Regions from separate parts of the Homo sapiens genome. Here region 2 is linked to region 1. A link is a loop called in an ENCODE intact Hi-C map of the cell type or tissue named here. Cell type or tissue: PC-3. All regions are shown on one strand. Each heading gives the region's core, and the rest is flanking DNA. Links, peaks and the distances in the headings are about the cores only. Region 1 has its middle 2.4 kb from the start of LINC02526. Region 2 overlaps LINC02532 (long intergenic non-protein coding RNA 2532).

Region 1 (2,917 bases), core at 165-2,664:
CGTGAAACATAGAGTTCCAGTAACCATAGCCATACAGAAGATATGTCTCCCAGAGCCACACTAAAGTCATCACTTCCAGTCACTCTCATCTAAGACATTGGTAGTTAAACACATTTTAATCTGTGGCATTGAACAAAGGTGATATTTCTATGCTGTCAAGTGCTAGTAGAGTAAATGAAAGACTAAAATAACAAATTGAAAATGCTCCTATCTTTGAAAAAAACCTTTTTTTATTATTAAGAATATCAACCTCTTTATTAAAAAATTAGAAAATGCAAGTAAATTAAAAGAAGGAGCCTGTAATCCCACCATCCAGAGGAAACATGGTTGATCTGTTTCTATAGTGTATATTCTTCTAGACTACTGAATAATCGTATGCACCTTGAAAAACTTACATAATATAGAAAAAAAATCTTTTGCACAAATAGTATTATATCCAGTCCTTTTAAAATAATCTGGACTTTTAATTCCAGAGGTCCTGACATGATCTCTTTCCTTTGAAAAGCAAAGCCTGCCATCTGGTTTCTGCAGGTCATTAAAGGGTTTTTGCTGGAGTTTATCCTGGCAGGGGACTGCCAGGCAGTTGGGCTTCGGTGGCAAGTCCTGACTCACCAAGTCGGCGGCATCACATGACAACTTGCTCCAGCCTCTCCTTTGTAATGAATTTGGCTTCTACTGCTACACAAAACACCCTTGGAGACTAAAACCTACAAATGTTATGCATTCCTAGACTTGGAGAGAAACTATAGCTACCAAGCCCATTCTTTGTCCTAGATTCAAATGAAAACACTGTAATGTGACCTCCCACGGGTTTTCCTCTATAATAAATTTACAGAACTTCTGAAAAGATTACTAATAATTAATTATTTCCTTGTCCCCTCCCACCCCTTGTCAAATGACTCTGAAATCTAATTTCTTTTCCTTCTGACAAACAGAAAAAGGAAAGCTACGAAAGCTCCCTGTACAATTCCCTCACCTGTTTACAGCCCATTCTTATTTCAACAATCCTAGGAACTGGCAGAAAGAGAGGGTGCAGGGAAGAAAGGGTGTTACTTGTCACCCAGTGCAAGCAAACAAGATGTTGTGAAAGAAATTATGTCCTTCCAAAATTTGTATGTCAAAGGGCCTTTAAAGAGGTAATTAGGTGGCCGGGCACAGTGGCTCACACCTGTAATCCCAGCACTTTGGGAGGCCGAGGTGGGAGGATCACTTGGGCCCAGGAATTCAAGACTAACTTGGACAGCATAGTGAAACCCCACCTCTATTTGTTTTTAATTTTTTAAAAAGAGGTAATTAGGTTGAATGAGGTCATTGGGTGGGGCCCTAATGTAATCTGACTGATTTCCTTGTAAGAAGAGGGAGAGGCACCAGGGGTCCACACCCGAAGAGGGATAACTGTGTGAAGAGGCAGCAGGAGAGCAGCCATGTGCAAGCCAAGGAAAGAGACCTGAGGGGAATCCAACTCTGCTGGCACCTTGATCTTGGATGTCCACCCTCCAGGACCGCAAGAAAATACATTTCTGTTGTTTAAGCCATGCAGTCTTTGGTACTTTGTTCTGGCAGCCTGAGCAGATTAATACACAAGGCAAAAGGACACCTAAAACGTTTCCCTGAAGAACTATCTAGACTGTCCCCTGGATGAATCTCCTCAGTCCAGCAACCTTACAAAGCACACACACACACACACACACACACACACACACACACACACACAAATGTGTCCAAAGAAGTTCAGTAACTACCAAATGATTAAACTTAGAGCTTGACTATTTACAATCAACGCTGTCTTCCCAAAGGTTACATCTTAAAGGCTCTTGTCTGGTGTGTGTGTATTCTTCCTTCTAGCTCTCCAGTCATGCTCTCTTGAGTCATTTCACAGCTCCCTAATTGGTTTTATATTTTTCCAAGTGCCAGTGTTCTGATAAAAGCTGTTTACAGCCTCACCACTTGTGGCAGAGGAGGTGGAGGGAGGTGGAGGGACTGTTGACAGAAGCTGTTTCTAAGAAACTCATCTCTTGTTTCCATTGATACAGTCTGTGATGGAAGAAGAATCCTAAGGGACAAACTTAGGGAACAAAATATAAAATACCAAGCAGGGGAGTGATTCCTTGCAGGGCGATATTCACACATCATTCAACAGCTGTGGATGGAACTCCTCCTCTGTGCCAGGGCGGTAATATGACCTCCCATGGGTTTTCCTCAGTAATAAACCTATGGGACTTCTAAAAAGATTATTAATAATTAAGTAACAGTTTCCTTGCCCCCCTCCTAACCCTTGTCAAATGACTCCAAAATCTAATTTCTTTTCCTTCTGATGAACAGAAAAAGGAAAGCTAATCTTGAAACTCCCTGCACCGTTCTCAAACCTGTTTACAGCTCATTCCTGTTTCAACAGTCCTAGGAACTGGCAGAAAGAGTGGGTGCAGGGGATCTAGCCATGAGAAGTTAGCCATGAATGAGTTAATGGTCCAGTTAAGTGTGATGTTTTAATTAATGAACCCTAAGACTAACGCTGCTTTAAAACAAAACTGCATGCATTAAAAAAAAAAAATCTCACATTCTGAAGGCACCATAGAGATGTTTGGTGATTAGAATGAGGAAAGGAGGAGAGGGGATGGACTCTCTGGAGGGCTAAGAGGCAGGAGTGGAGTGAGGCAGTAGTTCCCTTAGAAGGCAGAGACAAGAGGAGGCAGGGGCTAAGGAAGAGGAAGACTTGACCTTCTCTCAGCTGTAACTGCAGGGCAGGTCGCAGCTCAGCACAAATGCTGGGCTCCTGGCATGGCTTCCTCTGGTAAAAACGTTTTCTGACAATGAGATGTGAGGTTGGACCATGTCCTCTTGGTTAATTAACATGTAGCTGTGATGCCTTCTCTGTGGCGGGCACGCCTTGCTGGTATCAGGCTCCGCCAGCCCTCTA
Region 2 (2,917 bases), core at 169-2,668, 56 kb after region 1:
TCATGAGGGTAGCTGCATAAAGAACACCTGCCCTCACCAATGTGGGTGAGCACCATCTAATCCATGGAGAACCCAAGTAGCGTCAAAAGGCAGAGTAAGGGTGAATGTGCTCCCTTCTTGAGCTGGGGCATCTATCTTCTGGCCTCAGACATCAGACCTATGTATATACATCAGGCCTATGTGTGTACCTCTCTATATATCCTATATATTGATATAAGATATATATCTATATAGATCTATAGATCAATAGGACAGATCTATATATAGGATATATACATCTATATATCCTATTCCTAGATATAGGATCCAATATATAGATCTATATATCCTATTGCTTCTGTTTCTCTTGAGGGCACTAATACAGCTTCTTTAGGATCTTTCCGTTTAAAAGAGAAAAGGAGGATGGCAAGGAAAAGATTTTCCTTTGACATTTAGTTCACTTGGAGGACTGTATTTACTGAAACATTTCTATGGGCTTCATTTTATAAAGGCAACCATACACAATCTGTCCATGTCAGTAGACACATAACATCCACACCCCCAGGCAATTTAAGATTAGAAAGCTCAGATCTGGTTGGCCTCGGTGTGCTCATTTGACTCCATTTTTCTTTCCTCATCTGCAAGATATTCAACATTATTATGTCAATGGATTGATTGTATTGAGGAAGAAGAGGAGATGTCACTAAAGTTGGACATCACTACTTTTTTCCCGGTTTTTCAAAGGTTTGTAGCATGGAAACAAATCTCTCTAGACTAAACTACACAAGAAGCCAATCCCCTTCATATGAAAAACATTCCACTTGACAGGACAAATCCTTTGATTTTTTTGCAAGGAAATTTTATGAAAGAGCCTGGAAGCTTGTTTACAGAGACTAGAAAAGAATAAGCTCCGTGGAGAGCTCTTTCCTGAGACCTGAACACCCAACTGTCTGCTGGACATCATTTTCTTAGACACCCCCAAATTCAACATGTCTAAAACAGAACCTATTGTCTCTTCTCCCTACCCCTCCAACCCTGCTCCACTGAAGTTGCTATCTTATTGATGCCACCATCTTCCACCCAGGTGTCCAAGCTAGAAACCAAAGAATCCTCCGTGAGGCCTTTCTCTCGCATCCTCTCCGCTATCCAGTTAGTTACTAATTCCTGTTACTGCTGCTTCCTACATTTCTCAAATATTTATCCACTTCTCTTCATTTTCACTGCCTGCCCTCCCCTGGTGGCGGCTCTGAGCATCTCTCATCTGGATCACTGCACCAGCCTCTTAATGGGGGGCCCTACCTCCTGCCTTGCCCTCCATCTGTTCCCTACATGCAAGAGAGTGATCCTTCTAAAATGCAAATCTGAACCCATCAGTTTTCTGCTGAAGATCCTTCCATAGCTCCCTACTGGGAATAAAGGTCAAACAATGCTTAGAAAGAACTTCTTTGTTTGAACTGGTTTATCTCTTCAAAGTCTTGACTAACCACTCCTACCCTCTCCTACTCCATCCTTGAGCTGTGAAAACTTGTAGGTCCCAGATGAATCTGCCTTGCGGTCTGTCTCCTCTTGGCCTTTGCATATAGTAGCCTCACAGCATGGAACACTCTTTACTCTCACTCTTCGCCTAGAAAACTGCTACTGCCCCTTCAGATCTCAGCTTAGAAGCCTCTTTCCAACTTAGCTTACATGCTTCCATAGCACAGCCTGTATGTCCCATTTCAAAGCTCTTGCCTCACTTGGGAATGCAAATGTCTATTTACTCATTTGGTTGTATTCACTGCTAAAATATATGCTTCTTATATGACATGTTAGAAAAGGCAAAACTATAGTGACAGAAAGCAGATCAGTGGTTGCCAGTAGCTGGGGGGAGGGTAGGAGATTGACTACAAGCAGTGCAAGCAATCTTTTCAGGGTGATGTAAATATTCTCTATCTTGATCCTAGTAGTGGTTATACTACCCCGTGCATTTGTCAAAATGCATCAAACTTTACACTTAAAATGAGTGAATTTTATTGTATAGCAAGTATACCTCAATAAAGCTGGTTGTAAGAAAAATTAATATGTGATCCTCCAGGGCAGGTTTATACTTAGAACCATCCCTGGCTCATAGTAAGTGCCTACAATAGGTAATTGTTAAACCAATGAATGGATAAACAAATCAATATTATTTCCTTTCCCCTATTGTTTTGTACAATTGGAATAAATTATTTTTTTAAAGATGTGCTTAAAAAGTGTTCATTTATGACCTACCTTGTCATCCCAGCAGTGGAATCAAATTTCTTTCAGTGAAACATGTAAACGTAAGACCTGTGCATGTCTTATGGGAGAAAATGTTTCCAGGATGAACTCACTCAGAGGAGGAGACAGCATTACAGTGGCGCCAGACAGCTGCAGCTCTACTTGCCCTAGGCACGAAGAGGGTGAGAAACAAATGCTTCAGGGGACTGGCTAGCAGCAGTTCTGAGGCCTGCTGCCCTGAAGCTTCTTTTCTGCAGCTCCTGGCTGATCCGGGTTCTGGATGCATCATGTCTTGAAGGCACTGACAATATCCACTTCCTATTCCTTAGCTGCATATGTCTTCCTTCTCATGGACTAGGGTGAAGGCCTGGTGCTGATGCAGAGAGACTAACTAGAGACAAGTACCTGCTTTGGCCTGAGACATCTTTGACCAGAGGCACAGGATGTACTTGCTTAACGGTAACCTATACCAGGGTTAACCCTTGCCCAGCTGTTCCAGGTTAGGAGCCCTTTCTGCACTGACAGTCTCCTTCAAGAACAAAAGAATATTTTGAATTGGAAAAGATTAGCTTGCTCTTTCCTTCATTTTCAGTTGAGGAAACTGAGGTCAGAAAGGGTGAGAGACTTGGCTGGACTATGACGAGATCACTGGGACTGGAACCTTGTTTCTGCACTTGAGGGCCAGCTGCCAGCAGCCTCC

What was found. A loop is a pair of places that touch in the nucleus more often than their neighbours do. Peaks named below come from ENCODE experiments on the same cell type or tissue, not always from the same donor. Only the 100,000 strongest peaks of a DNase experiment are listed, where the experiment ranks them.
Region 2: a loop joins it to region 1, with 5 times the contacts of the local background. A loop is called at or near these places in 4 of 110 quality-filtered maps.

Annotation. Positions count from the first base shown.
Region 1 is chr6:106,691,649-106,694,565 of GRCh38, forward strand. No RefSeq gene overlaps it. Among named protein-coding and RNA genes, the nearest start is that of LINC02526, 2.4 kb to the right of the region's middle. In PC-3, for the core only: no CTCF peak of the experiment used is centred there; no DNase peak of the experiment used is centred there.
Region 2 is chr6:106,747,405-106,750,321 of GRCh38, forward strand. All of the region lies in intron 1 of LINC02532 (long intergenic non-protein coding RNA 2532), which reads right to left. Among named protein-coding and RNA genes, the nearest start is that of MIR587, 35 kb to the right of the region's middle. RefSeq lists an enhancer at 943-1,868. In PC-3, for the core only: a CTCF peak has its summit at 1,232 (motif pointing left); no DNase peak of the experiment used is centred there; H3K27ac peaks cover 2,357 bases.